Linked DNA regions of Homo sapiens: region 1 is linked to region 2. Evidence: chromatin loops called from intact Hi-C (ENCODE). Cell type or tissue: dorsolateral prefrontal cortex. All regions are shown on one strand. Links, peaks and the distances in the headings refer to the core of each region. The heading gives the core; the rest is flanking DNA.

Region 1 (8,333 bases), core at 71-8,070, 95 kb before region 2:
AGGGAGTTGTACAGCAAAATAAACTTTAGATCTCAACCAAATTTGGGGAGATCAGGGATTCTCTAGAGGGGGTGCTCCCACACCTCAGCAAATTGTCCTATTGGTTTGAGCCATAAAGTTAGCTCACGCGGGTACCAAGCACCCTTAGGAGATTTGTCTAAGGTCAGGGGCACCTCCACTCAGAATGCCTCTGTGGTTATCAAAATGTCAACTCCAAAAATTTGAGACAGGTCTCAGTTAATTTAGCAAGTTTATTTTGCCAAGGTTGAGGATGCACGCTCGTGACACAGCCTCAGGAGGTCCTGTTGACGTGTGCCCAAGAGAGTCAGAGCACAGCTTGGTTTTATACATTTTAGGGGGACAAGAGACATCAATTAACATATGTAAGATGAACATTGGTTCAGTCTGGAAAGGCAGGACAACTCAAAGCAAAAGCAGGATGACTCAAAGCAGGGAGGGGGCTTCTAGGTCATAGGTAGAAAAGAGACAAATGGTTGCATTCTTTTGAGTTTCCGATTAGTCTCTCCAGAGGAGGCAATCAGATATGCATTTATCTCAGTGAGCAGAGGGGCACTTTGAATACAATGGGGGGCAGGTAGCCGGGCGCAGTGGCACACGCTTGTAATCCCAGCACTTCGGGAGGCCGAGGCGGGTGGATCACGAGGTCAGGAGATCGAGAGAGACCATCCTGGCTAACATGGTGAAACCCCATTTCTACTAAAAATACAAAAAATTAGTCGGGCGTGGTGGCGGGCGCCTGTATTCCCAGCTACTTGGGAGGCTGGGGCAGGAGAATGGCATGAACCCAGGAGACAGAGCTTGCAGTGAGCCAAGATCGCGCCAGTGCGCTCCAGCCTGGGTGACAGAGTGAGACTCCGTCTCAAAAAAAAAAAAAAAAAAAAATAGGGGGTAGGTTTGCCCTAAGCAGTTCTCAGCTTGACATTTCCCTTAATTTAGTGATTTCGGGGCCCAAGATATTTTCCTTTCACAAGGTCTTCTGGGAGGGGTGAGATGTGGAAAGCGGGCCAGAGGGGTTCCAAAGTCACACCCACCTCCCCCAGTGCAGCCAGAACTGCTGCTTCCCCCCAGAATTTAGAATCACGGCCAGTGCCTCCCTCGGCTTGTTTCTCTACCCCAGCTCATTCCACAACACACACTGACATCTGGATGGCACTTGCTATGTGCCAGATGCCTGGCTAAGGTCTTTGCATGTATTTATTCATTGAATCTTCCCAGCGATCCTATGGGGGAGGTGCTGTTATCATTACAAAGAAGTTAAAGTTGCTAAAGTGTTACTTGCTAGATCTGGCATTATAGAGAAATATGGAGTTAGGGCCAGGACAGTATAGAGAGGAGTGGGAGTCAACACCAAAGAGGGGAAGAAAATAGGCCCCGCTGTCAGCATTCTGATTCCATGGCCGGGGTTCTCATTTGGTTCTGATCAGTCACCCAATTCTTTTCCTCTGAAAGGAGGAAGCAACCTATTGCTCAGGGAAATAGATTTTCCAAAAGCTCAACAGTGTTTGGTTGGGTTTTTTTTTTTTTTTTTTTTTGATATGGGGGCTCACTCTATCTATCACCCACGCTGGAATGCAGTGGCGTGATCATTATTTGTTGTATTTTTTAACTAAAAAAAATTCAAGTTTCCCATCAGGTCACCAGGAACAGGATACTTTGGCCTACATCTTTTGTTATAATAGGCATTTTTAAAATACGTGTTGTTTTTCTGATTATCAAAGTCATACACATTCATTCTCAAAATCTGGAAAAGTACAGGAATGCAAAGTGAACAAAATTAAAATTACTTGTTACTAAAAGGATAAATTTGATGGTATGTGAATTATATCTCAAGAAAACAAAATAATAAAAAAGGGAAAACAAAAAAAATTGTCCTGTCACCAATGAAACCTAATGAAACCTAAACTTCCATCTTGTCTTATTTCTATGCTTACCTATATCTTTTTTTACTTAAAAGAAACTCATGAGTATTCTTTTTTTTTTTTTTTGAGATGGAGTCTTGCTCTGTCACCCAGGCTGGAGTGCAGTGGTACAATCTCGGCTCACTGCAACCTCTGCCTCCCGGGTTCAAGCAATCCTCCTGCCTCAGCCTCCTGAGTAGCTGGGATTACAGACATGCACCACCATGTCTGGCTAATTTTTGTATTTTTAGTAGAGACGAGGTTTCACCATGTTGGCCAGGCTGGTCTCGAACTGCCAACCTCAGGTGATCCACCCACCTCGGCCTCCCAAAGTGCTGGGATTACAGTTGTGAGCCACCACATTCGGCCGAGTATTTCTTACACTATTAAATCTTTTCAAAAAACACAATGGCTGCATAATCATTTACTGTGTAACAGTCTGTTGTAGAGACAGACACGTGGTCTTATCTTCTAGAAAAAATTTGTCACAAGGGACTTTAATATAGTGAGTCTGATGGAGAGGATGGTGTCCTCAATATCATTTTACAGCAAATTCAATAACACATTTCATCTGGCTGCTTTTGACCTTTAATAAAAGCCAGGGACTCAACATTAAAATGCCACTCCAAAGGCAGTTCCCGGAGGGCACTGCCATCCAGTTATGAAGCTTTCTGGTGGCCAGCTCCATCCCAGGATAGGATTTAGGCTGCCAAGTGGGTGGATGCACTGTGTGTCTGTAAAGCATCTCCCACCAGCGGGACCACATCTCTTTTAAGAGCAGACAGAGCTGGCCTGGGCCCAGGAGCTGGGCTTGGGCATTAGGCATTCAGTTAACAGGCGTTCCTGGCACCCACCATGTGCAGCACCCACAGGGGCCTGGGGCCCATCCCAGCCTGCCAGGTGCTCCTCAGGCCGGGGGAGGAGCTCACTGAGCCAGGCTGGGGGCTGGGGTGGGCTTTAGGGGTCTACTGAAGGCTATATGTACATGTACATGGGCCTTACCCCAGAAAAGAGGTCCAAAACTTTGCTCCAACTCTCAAAGGCAATCATGACCCTGAAAGAAGAAGAACCCCTAAACTGGGGGACATCTTCTGCGTGTTGGCTTCTTTTTTTTTTTTTTTTTACTTATTTATTTACTTTTGAGACAGAGTCTTGTTCTGTCACCCAGGCTGGAATGCGGCGGTGCAATCTTGGCTCACTGCAACCTCCGCTTCCCGGTTCAAGCAATTCTCCTGCCTCGGCCTCCCAAGTAGCTGGGATTACAGTCCCCTGCCAGCATGCCTGGCTATTTTTTTTCTATCTTTTGTTATGCCTGGCTATTTTTTGTATTTATTTATTATTATTATTATTTTTAGTAGAGACAGGGTTTCACCATGTTGGCCAGGCTGGTCTTGAACTCCTGACCTCAAGTAATCTACCCGTCTCAGCCTCCCAAAGTGCTGGGATTACAGGCGTGAGCCACTGCGCCCGGCCATGTTGGTTTCTTAAGTGTCCGTGCACTCAGGCCTAGAGCACTGCAGGCCAGCAGAGCGTCCAGCCACTGGCCCTGGTTTCAGGCTCAGCCTCAGCTTCCTCTTTGCGAAAAACAAAAGAACTGCGATTAGATGCTCTCTAAGTTTTTAAGATTGTCTTGAGACTGGCCTGCTTCCGCCACTTACAGGCTGTGTAATCCTTGGCAAATTGCTCAGCTTCTGTGAGTCTCAGAGTTCTATCTGCTTTGTCTAGTTTTGGGAACCAGTTTGGGTCTAGTTTTGGGAACCGGAGAGAGCCGTGTGAATTCTCGGGATAGTAGCCCTCTCAGGGGGCGCACGTGTGCTTCTGAAGAGCAAGGTGTTAAGTGACCAGTGACCACTAGGGTGTGTAACAGGGGTGAGCAGACAGCAGGGCTCTGCAGGGACTTCTACAAGCAGAGCCAGGCCTGAGTGGGGCTGCCCTGAAGCCACCCAGATGGGGACAGCAGGGTTGCCTGTCCTCTGCTCTGGCAGGTACTATGTGGGCGACACCATGGACGTTCTGTTTGAGAAGTGGTTCTACTGCAAGGACCTCGGCACGCAGTTGGCCCCCATCATCCAGGAGTGAGCCCCCAGCCCAGCCCCTGCCTCTTGCTTTCCTGGGGCTCTGCATCAGCACCTGATGCCCTGGGAGAAAGTCTCCCCTCCCAGGGTGGAGATCCTGGCCCAGAGAGCCCACTGCCAGGCCGGGGGGAGGGGGGAGCAGCAGCCCCGCTGGGAGGGAAAGGATGGCAGACACACAGCTGTGTGAGAGCCCCATGAGTGTGTGTGGGCACCTGCACCTGACCGTGAGTGTGGTGTATGTGTGTGTCGCTGGCCACTCCGATGGGAGTGCTCGCCACTCCTGCTCCTCCCTGTTCGTCCTTGCAGGTTCTTCAGCTCTGAGCAGTACAGAACAGGAAAGCCCATCCCTGGTGAGGCCGCTGGGAACTGCCCTTCTCCTTCCCTCCCTCCCCTTCCAAAATAGGATGGGTTTTGGTCCAGGGGACCGGGGAGTCTCTTTTTGAATACTCTGCCCAGTCCTCAAGGTACTAAGAAGATGGCAGCCAATGGTACCTCCCACATGGCTGCTTGATCATTGAGCTGGATACAGAGCCTGTTCTGGCAATTGAGACCTGGGGCCCCTGGGAACTGGGCCCACTGGGGCTGGGTGGGCTGGGTCCTGAGGACACCGACTATAGTCATGCTGTGGGTGCAGACCAGCTGCTCAAGGAGCCACCATTCCCTCTGAGCACACGATCCATCATGGAGCCCATGTCCCTGGATGCCTGGCTGGACAGCCACCACAGGGAGCTGCAGGCAGGCACACCACTCAGCCTGTTTGGGGACACCTATGAGACCCAGGTAATGTAGTCCTGGGGCATCCGGGGCATCCTCCCACAGCAGCCCTGGAAAATGGGAACCAGTCTCTCTCTCACTGCCTCTCTCTCTCTCTCTTTCACACACACACTCACACACACACACACACACACACACACACACACACATTTCAGAGGTTGTAGACATGAGCATAGGCCTTTGTGCTCCCTCCCTGACGCAGAAGGCGATGGCTCTGCTCCGAGTGAAGTCTGTGGAGGCTACATGGTCCCAAGCAATTTTATGATCTGAATTCACTTTCAGAGTTGGAGGTTCCCCCACTCACTGGCAGCTTCCTGAGGGTCTGCAGTTTTCCCCTCGCTAGGAATTCCTGAACCTTCAGCCAGTCACACCCTTGGAAGCCAAAAGGGAGAGAGTTGTTTGGGAGTGAGGGTTGGGTGGAGAGAGGGATTCAAACAAGGCTGACTTTCTTTCATTCCACATTTATTAAATGCCTGTTATGTTTCAGGCTTTAGTGGGAGAGTAGGATAGAGTTGCTACCTTAAAGAATGTATAGTTTGTTAAAGAGATGGACAAGTTAATCAACAATTGCCACAATCATGTGATAAAGTATCAGATAGAAAAGCTATAGGAAGCTATAGAAGGATAAAGGAGGAACCCACTCTGAAAGGGAAGTCAAGGAAGGCTTCCTGGAGGAGGTGACATGCACATTGCATTTTAAAGCTAGTGTAGGAGTTTGTAAAAGAAAGAAAGGGAGGTGGAGAGAGCATTCTAGGTGAGGGAGAAGCATGAGCATGAGCTGTTTCAGGCTTGAAACAGCCTGGCACTGGGAGCAGCCGAAGTTGGCCAGAGGCGGGGCTTGGGGGTGGGGGTACAAGTGTGACTGGTGGACTGTGGAGCAGCAGGCAGGGCCCAGGTCCTGGTAGGTCTGCTGGGCTAGGCAAGGTGGGAGGACTTGTCCTAAAGACAACAGCCCTCCACCAAAGTATTGAAGCAGGGGAGTGACAGGCCAGAGTGGTGTTTCTGTACCACGTGTGGGAACAAGGCTGGGAGGGCAAGAGTGGTGCAGGGAGACCTGTGTTCACTTGTGCTTTACGGCTTGCCACTGGCACATCCCATGGGCTTTGAATGAGTCAATCTGTGCAGGGATGCTCATGGCCACAGGCTTCCCGTAGAGGCCTGGCCTGCTGCTCTTGGGTACCAGGGACGTCCTGAGCTTACACAGGGCTGCGAGAACATGCGCACATGTCACAGCAGTACCACTCAGCCCTGCACCCCACCTCTGCAATACCCTGCTCTTACCTGCTTCAGTTTACATTAATGAATATGCACCCTCTCCAGGGCATCAGCAGCACGGCCCTGCACAGTAGCTGTGTGCTTCCAGGCTGGTGCATGTCAGAGAGCCCTCAGCCTCACCTTCCTTGTCCCCTCCTCCTCCTGAGGCCAGACTCATAACCTCTCTCAGAGAAAGGGAGGTGGCACCCTCTGGGAAGCTGATGGAAATGCGTCCCTCATGTGCCCTGGTGAGCATGCCTTCGCATGAGCACACATCAGAGGGACCACGGGTGCACTGCACGTGAAAGGCAGGCATGTGTGATCCCAAATACCTGTTGCAGCGGCGGGCACAGGGAGGCCTGCAGCCCAGGCAGCCCTCCTCTCCAAGTCCTGGTCTCTGCTCAGCACATGGTGATGGGGCTGTTTCATGGGCCCCAACCCTGCTCCAAGCAGGCCTGGTGTCTGGGGGCCAGGTTCAAGACCATCTCCCATGTGGGGCAAGAAGCACCAGAAGTTTCTGTTTCACCTCCCACCAGGTGATCGCCTATGGGCAAGGCAGCAGCGAAGGCCTGAGACAGAATGTGGACGTGTGGCTGTGGCAGCTGGCAAGTGGGGCCCAGGGACAGGGTTGCAGAACCCCCTGCCAGAGGGCATCAGCCCGCTCCTCGGCCCTGGGCTCCCACACGGGGCCCACTCTTGGGGCCTTGGGGCCCAGGCAGACTCAGACATTCACCCAGGTGATGAGGCCCAACAGTCTCCATTTGATTCTCCTGCTCCTCTTCTCCAGGAGGGCTCCTCGGTGGTGACAATGGGGGGACGGCGCCTGAGCCTGGCCCCTGATGACAGCCTCCTGGTGCTAGCTGGGACCTCGTGAGTACGCAGGGAGGGCTTTCCCTGGGATCCTCAGGGTCCAACTCTGTGTGATCCCTGCTCATCTGTGTGTCCACAGGTATGCCTGGGAGCGAACACAAGGCTCTGTGGCCCTGTCTGTGACCCAGGACCCTGCCTGCAAGAAGCCCCTGGGGTGACCCTCTTGCCATGGCCTGAAGCAGCCACAGGTGTGCCAAGCACCCTCGAGTGCCATCCCTGCCAAACAACTCTCCCAGCCCCCACTACCTCTCTGTGTACTGCCGCTGTGTCCCCCACAGACCTGCACATTGTTGTCACCCACCCTCCTGCCCTTCTCAGCCCAGATGCCATGCCCCTGGGCGGGCAGCAGCTCCCCATCTTCTCTGGCAGACTCAGCCCACTGCCTTGCCAGTCTTGCCAGGTGGTCTACCCCCGGCCCCGCTCCTGCCCATTCCTCTGTCCCTGCAGACTCAGTGCAGCACTTCCACACCAAGAAGGCCCTCAATAAAGGCTTCCTGAGGAACGCACACCTGGGGGTCTGCCGCAGGCAGTCATCACTGGCCTTCCCATGTGCCCCCCAGGACCATGTGGTGTGTCTGGGGCATCAGGGCACCAGGTGACCATGGACGTGTTGGAGGGTCTGTTATTGGGCATCCCTGTTTGTGGATGGGCATTCTTCACTGTGTGTGTGACTTGATCCACGCATGCTCCATGCCTGGTCCTGGGAGCACGGCTAATGTCATCTCTCCACTTCCTTCTCTGTTCTCATTTATTCTTTTTACTTTTTTTTTTTTTTTGAAACAGGATCTCACTGTCACCAAGGCTGGAGTGCAGTGGTGTGATCAGAGCTCACTGCAGCCTTGACCCTCCTGGCTCAAGTGATTCTCCCACCTCAGCCTTCTGAGTAGCTGGGACTACAGGCATGCACCACCACACCCTGTTAATTTTTTTTTTCTTTTTTGTAGAGATGGGGATTTCACCATGTTGCCCAGTCTGTCTTTTTACATAACTTTAAAACACTAGCATCTGTTGAGTTTTTTTCCAATAACAGAAGTCATCTGTGCTAACTATAGAAAACCCAGAAATACACAAAATCCCCCACCCAGAGCTAACCACTGTTAATACCTAAAGACTATGATCAGCCTGGAGAGGGGCATGAAGTTGTACCAGGAGCTCAGCAGTGTTGGTGGGGGTGTCTGGCCTTGTGTCCCCTTCCCTCCCCTGTCATGCACAGGTGCCCTGTTCAAAGACTCCAGAGGGACCCCTGAGCCTGCTATGGGTGTCTAGGGATGCTGGAGGCCTCAGAGGCACCAGTGGGAAGAGACAAGAATGTGGAACCTGCAGCGGGCGCAGCTCAGTTTCCTGGGACTTCCGTGAGAAGTCAATGAGGGCATGCACATGAGAGTGACAGATCTGGACAGAACAGGTCCCTGCGTGGACTCAAAGCTTCCTCTAGAAAAGA
Region 2 (8,333 bases), core at 310-8,309:
CTAGTTGCACATTGGCCTTTCTGTGCGGTTTTCAATTTGCTTAATGATAGCGGTTACCCCAATTGTAACTTATATAACTTTAAACAGAATCACACTATTCCCCGCCTTAGTTGAGCACAGAACAAAGGCAATATAAAATCTGGGGTTCACGCACAAGTTGGGATGAGAAGGGGAGTGAGCCATAATATCATGGAAAATTATACTTTCTAAGTATAATCGCAGTGATGTTTCTCTCAAAGTATTTTTCTAGCCTAGAATTCATTTTACCTTCATTATTCCTGTGAAGTAGGTAGGGCAAGTATGAGGGGAAGTTGGGTGCTGAATTTTTAGGTCAAAGACTGATAATAATACAAGGTATTTGCTCATTGTAGAACCTGGGGCACCAGATCAGTTAACTGCTCTGAGACTCACTTTCCTTGTTTGTTAAATGAGAAGAATATCCATGCTGCCTACCTCACAGGCTTGTGAGGGTCAAATGAGAATGTATGTGAAAGATCATTTCTTATTTGTATTTTTTTAAAATAGCTTTTAAGTGATCCCTCACTATCTGGTAGGAGACTGTAGGAGAGCTCAAATGTCAACTAACATCTATTAAAGTGAAAACATTATTAGCAAAAGTATGCATTAATATGTATGTATATGTATGTATACACACACACACAGTGATGCATTAACTAAGATAATGATAAGGGTATAGATTATGAATTTGTTCACCGAGTAACGGCAGTATTTAGAACATGTAAACATGTTTAGGTACAGTAAATAACTGCTTTAACAAGGGTTGACATCTCACTTAAAATCAATCATTGGGGCCAGGTGCGGTGGTTCACACCTGTAATCCCAGCACTTTGGGAGGCCAATGCAGGCGGATCACTTGAGGTCAGGAGTTTGAGACCAGCCTGGCCAATATGGTGAAACTCTGTCTCTACAAAAATTAGCTGGGTGTGGTGGCAGTCACCTGTAATCCCAGCTACTCAAGAGGCTGAGGCAGGAGAATCACTTGAACCCAGGAGGTGGAAGTAGCAGTGAGCCGAGATCACGCCACTGCACTCCAGCCTGGGCGGCAGAGTGAGGATCTGTCAAAAAAAATAAATAAATAAAAATAAAAATAAATCATTGGCTTTCACAAAACAGAAGTAGGGATTTCATGAACAATTTCCGAGTTATAATCATAACAAAGGCCACTGGCCATGTGTAGTCTTCTGTTGTATGTGTCACAACCATGGAACAATGACTTCCAACTTTGAAGTGAATTTCCTCTCACTCTTCTGCAGCAGAGGTTGAAAAAAAAAAACAAAACACAAGAATTGATCTTGGTTCTTCAGCTTTTGCTCTGCAAATTTCAGAATCAGCTAAATTCTGCAGCTAAGCTAACTAGACAGACTGTGTAGTTTAGCTGTAGTATGTACTTTTACACACTTCTACATCAACTCCATTGTACATACAATGTAGTATGTACCCCATTATTCATGATTTTACTTTCCAAGGTTTCAGTTACCCGTAGCCAACTGTGGTCTGAAAATAGATGAATATAGTACAGTAAGATATTTGTGTGTGTGAGAGAGACAGGGAGGGAGCGCACTGTATTAGTCTGTTTTCACACTGCTGATCAAGACAAACCTGAGACTGGGAAATTTACAAAAGAAAGAAGTTTATTGGACTTACAGTTCCACATGGCTGGGGAGGCCTCATAATCATGGTGGAAGGCAAGGAGGAGCAAGTCACGTCTTACATAGATGGCAGCAGGCAAAAAGCAAGAGGTTGTGCAGGGAACTCCCATTTTTAAAACCATCAGGACGAGGTACGGTGGCTCATACCCGTAATCTCAGTACTTTGGGAGGCTGAGGCAGGCGGACTGCCTGAGCTCAGGAGTTTGAGACCACCCCTGGACAACACGGCGAAAACCCATCTCTACTAAAATACAAAAAATCAGCCAGGCATGGTGGCACATGCCTGTAATCCCAGCTACTCAGTAGGCTGAGGCAGGAGAATCACTTGAACCCAGGAGGCGGAAGTTGCAGTGAGCCAAGATTGCGCCACTGCACTCCAGCCTGGGTGACAGAGCGAGACTCCATCTCAAAAAATAAAAAATAAAAAAAAAATAAATCAGATCTCATGAGACTTATTCACTATCACGAGAACAGCACAGGAAAGACCTGCCCCCATGATTCAATTATCTCCCCCGGTGGTCCCTCCCACAACACGTGGGAATTATTGAGTTACAGGATGAGATTTGGGTGGGGACACAGAGCCAAACCATATGAAGCACAGTCACATATCTTTTATAATGGTATATTCTTATAATTGTTCTATGATTATTCTTGTTGATCTCTTACTGTGCCTAATTTATAAATTAAACCTTATGTTAGGTATAGTGTAGAGAAAAAAAAGTCTGATTCAGTGCCATCCTCAGCTTCAGGCATCCACTGAGGGTGCTGAAATATATCTTCTCTTGGAAAAGAAAGACTACTGTAATTATTGTTTCTTAATAACTAACCTCATGAAAATGAAAAGAAAGATCAATAGCATTTAGGGACCTTTTCAGTTAATAATCCCATAAACAATTATTTTTTAAACCTTCTAAATTTACAATAAATGAAAAAACTAAAAGATTAAAAGATACTCAAAAATGCTAAAATTCCTCAAAATAAAAATAATTTATCTTTTTCTTTGGAGACAGGGTCTCACTCTGTTGCCCAGGTTGGAGTGCAGTGGCATGATCTCAGCTCACTGCAACATCTGCCTCCTGGGCTCAGATGATCCTCCCACCTCAGCCTCCCAAGTAACTGGGACTACAGGTGCATGCCACAATGCCCAGCTAATTTTTGTATTTTCAGTAGAGACAGGGTTTTGCCATGTTGCCCGGGCTGGTCTCCAACTCCTGGGCTCAAGCGATCTGCCTGTCTTGGCCTCCCAAAGTGCTGGGATTACAAGCATGAGCCACTGCATCTAGCCAAAAGAAATTTTTATAATTAACAGGGGCTCTGAAACCAGTCACAGAATTAAGTGCATTTTTCTCAGCTGATGCTACACCAACCACTCAAATCATGAATGGATTTTCAGTTTTGTGTTCATGTTAAATGAGTGAAACTGCTTTTCTTATGGATACTTTTTTAAATGATGATGGGCTGTTACCTAAAGGGCTTCAAAGAACTGAAGTAGTATCTTAGCCTTCATCAAGTGATTATGACAAAAAATGATTATATTCATTGTTTCAAAGGTTCTACTCTTTAGTGTTTAGTTTGTGTTCCTGAACACTGAAGGAACCATTTGCTTTCAGAGGAGGAGCTCCTGTACTGTCTCAAATCAAATGAGAAAGAATACATTGGAATTACTGTTCACCAGGAGATATGAAACCTCCAAAGCGCACATTTATACCAAAGACCAAAGGAGAGGAGAGTAAAGCTCAGAATGTGTAGAAAGTAAACACTCATCAGGTGTGTACACTGTGGAGTTACTAGGAAATAATTCCTTTGAAACTGACCAACTTCATAAAGGAAACCAGAGAATCATATTATGTGCCAGAAGTCCATATAAACCCCATCTTTCTGATACACACAGAAGTTTCTTTTGAATGGACTTTACGTAGTCTAATCTTACCCTTAAGAGCTTTACATGAATACAGTTTCTATAACAGAAGAGACAAAATCCAGTAGAGAAAATGTAGGGTAAATAAAGAAAATAAGCTAGGAAAAGACACAGTAACATAACACAGGACCAACGACTTGCGGTTTATCAGTAAGATAACACAAATTTGAAATGCCAGAGAAGTTTGAAAAAATGAACAACTAATTGATTGTTAGAGAAGGCAGAATAGTGATTTCCTAACTGGAGAGGAGCAGAAGGGAAGCTGTTGAGATACTGGTAATGTTCTTTACCATCTAGTGGTGGTTACACGAATATATACACAGGTAAAAATGTTTAAGCTGTGTAACAAACTGTAGGGCACTCTATATATGTTACCATATGTATACCTCAATTTAAAATAAGAAAAAGAATTTTGAGGCTGGGTGCGGTGGCTCACACCTGTTAATCCCTGCACTTTAGGAGGCCAACGCAGGCGGACCACGAGGTCAGGAGTTTAAGACCAGCCTGGCCAACAGAGTGAAAGCCCATCTCTACTAAAAATACAAAAATTAGCTGGGTGTGGTGGCATGCGCCTGTAGTCCCAGCTGCTCAGGAGGCTAAGGTAGGAGAATCGCTTGAACTCAGGAGGCGGCTGTTGCAGTGAGCAGAGACGTCACCATTGCACTCCAGCTGGGTGACAGAGTGAGACCTCGTCTCAAAAAAAAGAAAAAAGAAAAGAAATAGAAAAGGAATTTTGAAACTAAGCATTAAAAAGCTAAAAGTTGGCCAGGTACATTGGCTCAGGCATGTAATCCCAGAGCTTTTGAGAGGCCCTGGGAGGCCAAGGCAGGAGTTCGAGACCAGCCTCAGCATTAATTTTTTAATTTTAAAATTTAATTAATTAAAAAATTTTAATTAGCTGGGCACAGTGTTGAGTGCCTATATTAAAAAAAAAAGAAAGAAAGAAAACTAGGCCAGGCGCAGTAGCTCACGCCTCTAATCCCAGCACTTTGGGAGGCCGAGGCGGGCAGATCATCACGAGGTCAAGAGATCAAGACCATCCTGGCCAACATGGTGAAACCTCGCCTCTACTAAAAACACAAAAATTAGCCGGGCATGGTGGCACGCGCCTGTAGTCCCAGCTACTCGGGAGGCTGAGGCAGGAGAATCCCTTGAACTCAGGAAGTGTCAGTTGCAGTGAGCTGAGATCGGGCCACTGCACTCCAGCCTAGTGATGGAGTGAGACTCCGTCTCAAAAAAAAAAAAAAAAAAAAAGAAGAAGAAAACTAAACTAAAAGTCTTCCCTCCAGATTAAATACTTTGCAAAGATACCATGTTTTCAATAGAGATACCAATACACATTGCACGATCCATTCAAATCTAAATTGTAAAAATCTTAAGAACCCAGCACAAGCTGTTCTCTCTGCCAAAAAGCAGTGAAGGTGTTGTCACATTTCATCTCATTCATAACAGATGGAGATGACAAAAAGAAGTATTTTAGGAGAAAGACTGACAAGTAAATCTTGGCAATGGAATTCTCATCTTTTGTTAAGCAGAACCACACTATGGGTAGATTGGACTATTGTTCAGCAAATATTCATTCCCTCCCCCACACCTCCACAGGAGAGTATTCTTCCACTCCACTGATGTTGGGCTTGGCCATGTGACTTGCTTGGCAAATAGGATGTTAGGATATGTGACATAACTGAGCCTTGACAAGTGTTTGCACATTTGGCCTTGCCCTCTTGTGCTACTGAGTTTTGTCCATGGAGGATGAGAAATACATGGAGCAGATCTGGACCCAACCTATAGCTTGGCACCTACATCAGAGCCCAGTCTAGCTCAGCAGAATCCTAGACAATCTGCAGATGAGTGTATCAGAAATCAATGCTTGTTGTTATAAGCCACTGAAATTTGGGCAGTGTAATAGATGTGTTTTCCTCTTTGAGACTAAAGAACTTAATTCACCTAGTTGCCAGAAGTGTTGTGAATAAGACAGTCCTCAGCTGCTGATCTTTTTCGGAATTATTTCAATTCAAGAACAATTCATCGTGAAAGTCCACACACTCTTCCTGGAGCAACCTGCATCCAATAATGCAGGGCTGTAAAGGCCCAGCTTTTCACCCTGATTTGGGATGCCACAAATCAGCTGGAGTCAGCTGAGGCCTTCATTCGATTGTATCCACCTCCTCCCACTAGTCAATCCTGCCTCCTTGCCTTTTATTCCACAAGTGCTGATCCCAAGGGGAATCCCTAATAAATTTCCCACATAAAAACTGCTATCAGAATCTGCTTCCAGGGAACCCAACCTGTAAAATGCAGTATTATGACAACAGCTAACTGATACACATATACTATATTCAATACTAACTGCAAATGCTCTGCAACTGATGGCTACGTCCCAAAAAACTCATCATAGGTTGAAAATATCATAAGTCAAAAGTGCATTTAATACCCTGATAAACCCATTGTAAAAAACAAAACAAAGCAAAAATTGTTAAGTTGAACATCCTAAGTCGAGGGCCATCTGTACTGATTTGTTCAGTTACAATTTCACAAAAACTTCACATATATACCTCCTACAGGAATTACAGCATTCAGAATATCACATCTATTTAAAAATTAATAACCACATTCTTTTTTTCCAAGCAGAGGAAGATTATAATAAACTCTCATGAGTAAACCTCAAACTGATATGGACAAAGTTTTTCATATGCTGGTCTGGTGTGGTGGCTCACACCTGTAATCCCAGCACTTTGGGAGGTCAGAGGGGGGCGGGGGTGGATCACTTGAGGTCAGGAGTTCAAGCCCAGCCTGGTCAACATGGCAAAACACCATCTCTACTAAAAATACAAAAATTAGCTGGACATGATGGCGCGCACCTGTAATCCCAGCCACTTGGGAGGCTGAGGCAGGAGAATCGCGTGAACCCAGGAGGCAGAGGTAGCAGTGAGCTGAGATTGCACCATTGCACTCCAGCCTGGGTGACAGAGGCAGACTCCGTCTCAAAAAAAAAAAAAAAAAAGCTTTTTATACGTAAAAAAGTTTGCCATCTACTTTCAATTTTTGCTTTAATGCATAGATATAACAAAACCCCTCATCCAACAAACTTGCTAAGGCTTAGCTGGCATCCACTCAAATCAACCTAAAAGACACCCTGAGTCATGTTCTTGTGTGTACTCACACCTTTTGATTACTTTTTTTTTTTTTTTTTTTTTTTTTTTTTGGAGATGGAATCTTGCTCTGTGACCCGGGCTAGAGTTCAGTGGCACGATCTCGGCTCACCGCAATCTCCACCTCCCAGGCTCAAGAGATTCTCGTGCCTCAGCCTCCCAAGTAGCTGGGATTACAGGCGCCCACCACTACACTCAGCTAATTTTTTTGTATTTTTAGTAGAGATAGGGTTTCACCATGTTAGCCAGGCTGGTTTTGAACTCCTAGCCTCAAGTGATCCACCCGCCTCGGCCTCCCAGAGTGCTAGGATTACAGGCGTGAGCCACTGCACCTGGCCTATTTTTTTTTTTTTTTAATAGAGAGGAGGACTTACTATGTTGACTCAGGCTGGTCTCAAACTCCTGGTCTCAAGCTTTTAAGTGATCTTCCCACCTCAGCCTCCCATGTACCTGTGATTACAGGTGTACACCAACATACCTGGCTCTTTTTTATTATTATCACAAGAAAGCTACAGGGGACAATAGGTCACAGTGACCCCATGTCCCCAGATGTCATTTCCAAACTTACTATGAGCGTAATTAAAAGTTATTGCCACCTGGCTGTGATTCTTGGCACAAACCAGACAAATATGTGAAAACAACTGTGTGAAGACACTGGAGAACCAATACAGGCAAGGAGAGGTGATGATCCCTCTGAAAAGTGTAATAGTTGAGTTTCCACACTGATCTTGGCCTTTATCATGAGGGTATTTTCTAGACTGCTATAAGGTGAAATCGAGCCAAACAGCAAGTTTCCTTTTTTACTAGTCTGATGTGACAAGCATCAGACCTTGATGTTGCCAGAGTCAGTAAGGCCCAGGGAGCAAAATACTGGGGAGGATCCTATTCCAGGCCCTAACAGAAATCTCAAGACATGGAAACAATTGGTAGCACACATGTTCTCTGACCACATTCTCAAAGGCAATTAAAATAGGTAGATGAGCCACACTTCCTTCTAAATTAACTCACAAGTTAAATTAAAAATTATAAGGCAAATTAGTGAATATTTAGAACCAAATGATAATAAAAATACTACATACTAAAAGATATGTGCTACAGCCAAGGTGATAATTAGAGGGACATTCACAATCTTGTATGTTTATCATGAAAAGTAATTTTAAAAAGGTCTTAAAAAGGCTAGCAAAAGAATATTAGAGTAAACCTAAAGAAAAGCAGAAGAAAATAAGAGTAAAAATAAACAGAATATGTACCACTTTTTTTTAATTACCAAAATTAAGTTCCCATTCTTTTAGATAACTAATAAAGAAACCTCAGGCAAAACAATCAAGAAAAAAAGGTTATGTGATACATATAAACAATAACAAGAATGAAAATCTATTTGTAACTACAAATACGGCAAACTGTTTAAAAATACTGTAAAAATGTTAAATTTGAAAATTTTAGGGGGAAATATATAATCTCCTAGATGGACATAACTGACCAAAATGGACTTAAGTAGAACAAAAATTTATTCTAATTATAAATCAGATTATAACCATAACCCACACTGAAGGACATTCTACAAAATAAGTGGCCTGCACTCTTCAAAATACC

Evidence for each region. Hi-C counts contacts between places; a loop is a spot of excess contacts. Peaks named below come from ENCODE experiments on the same cell type or tissue, not always from the same donor. Only the 100,000 strongest peaks of a DNase experiment are listed, where the experiment ranks them.
Region 1: a loop joins it to region 2, with 1.9 times the contacts of the local background. A loop is called at or near these places in 2 of 110 quality-filtered maps.

The regions. Positions count from the first base shown.
Region 1 is chr2:42,766,154-42,774,486 of GRCh38, reverse strand. HAAO (3-hydroxyanthranilate 3,4-dioxygenase) reads left to right here. Exons shown (of 10, transcript NM_012205.3): 5 at 3,905-3,994; 6 at 4,301-4,344; 7 at 4,629-4,774; 8 at 6,559-6,627; 9 at 6,810-6,892; 10 at 6,972-7,398. The coding sequence ends at 7,050. Among named protein-coding and RNA genes, the nearest start is that of OXER1, 6.2 kb to the right of the region's middle. RefSeq lists an enhancer at 6,164-7,069. In dorsolateral prefrontal cortex, for the core only: CTCF peaks have their summits at 3,535 and 3,739; a DNase peak (open chromatin) is centred at 3,786; H3K27ac peaks cover 1,234 bases.
Region 2 is chr2:42,671,106-42,679,438 of GRCh38, reverse strand. All of the region lies in intron 8 of MTA3 (metastasis associated 1 family member 3), which reads right to left. Among named protein-coding and RNA genes, the nearest start is that of OXER1, 89 kb to the left of the region's middle. RefSeq lists an enhancer at 5,096-5,390 and a silencer at 5,096-5,390. In dorsolateral prefrontal cortex, for the core only: no CTCF peak of the experiment used is centred there; no DNase peak of the experiment used is centred there; H3K27ac peaks cover 438 bases.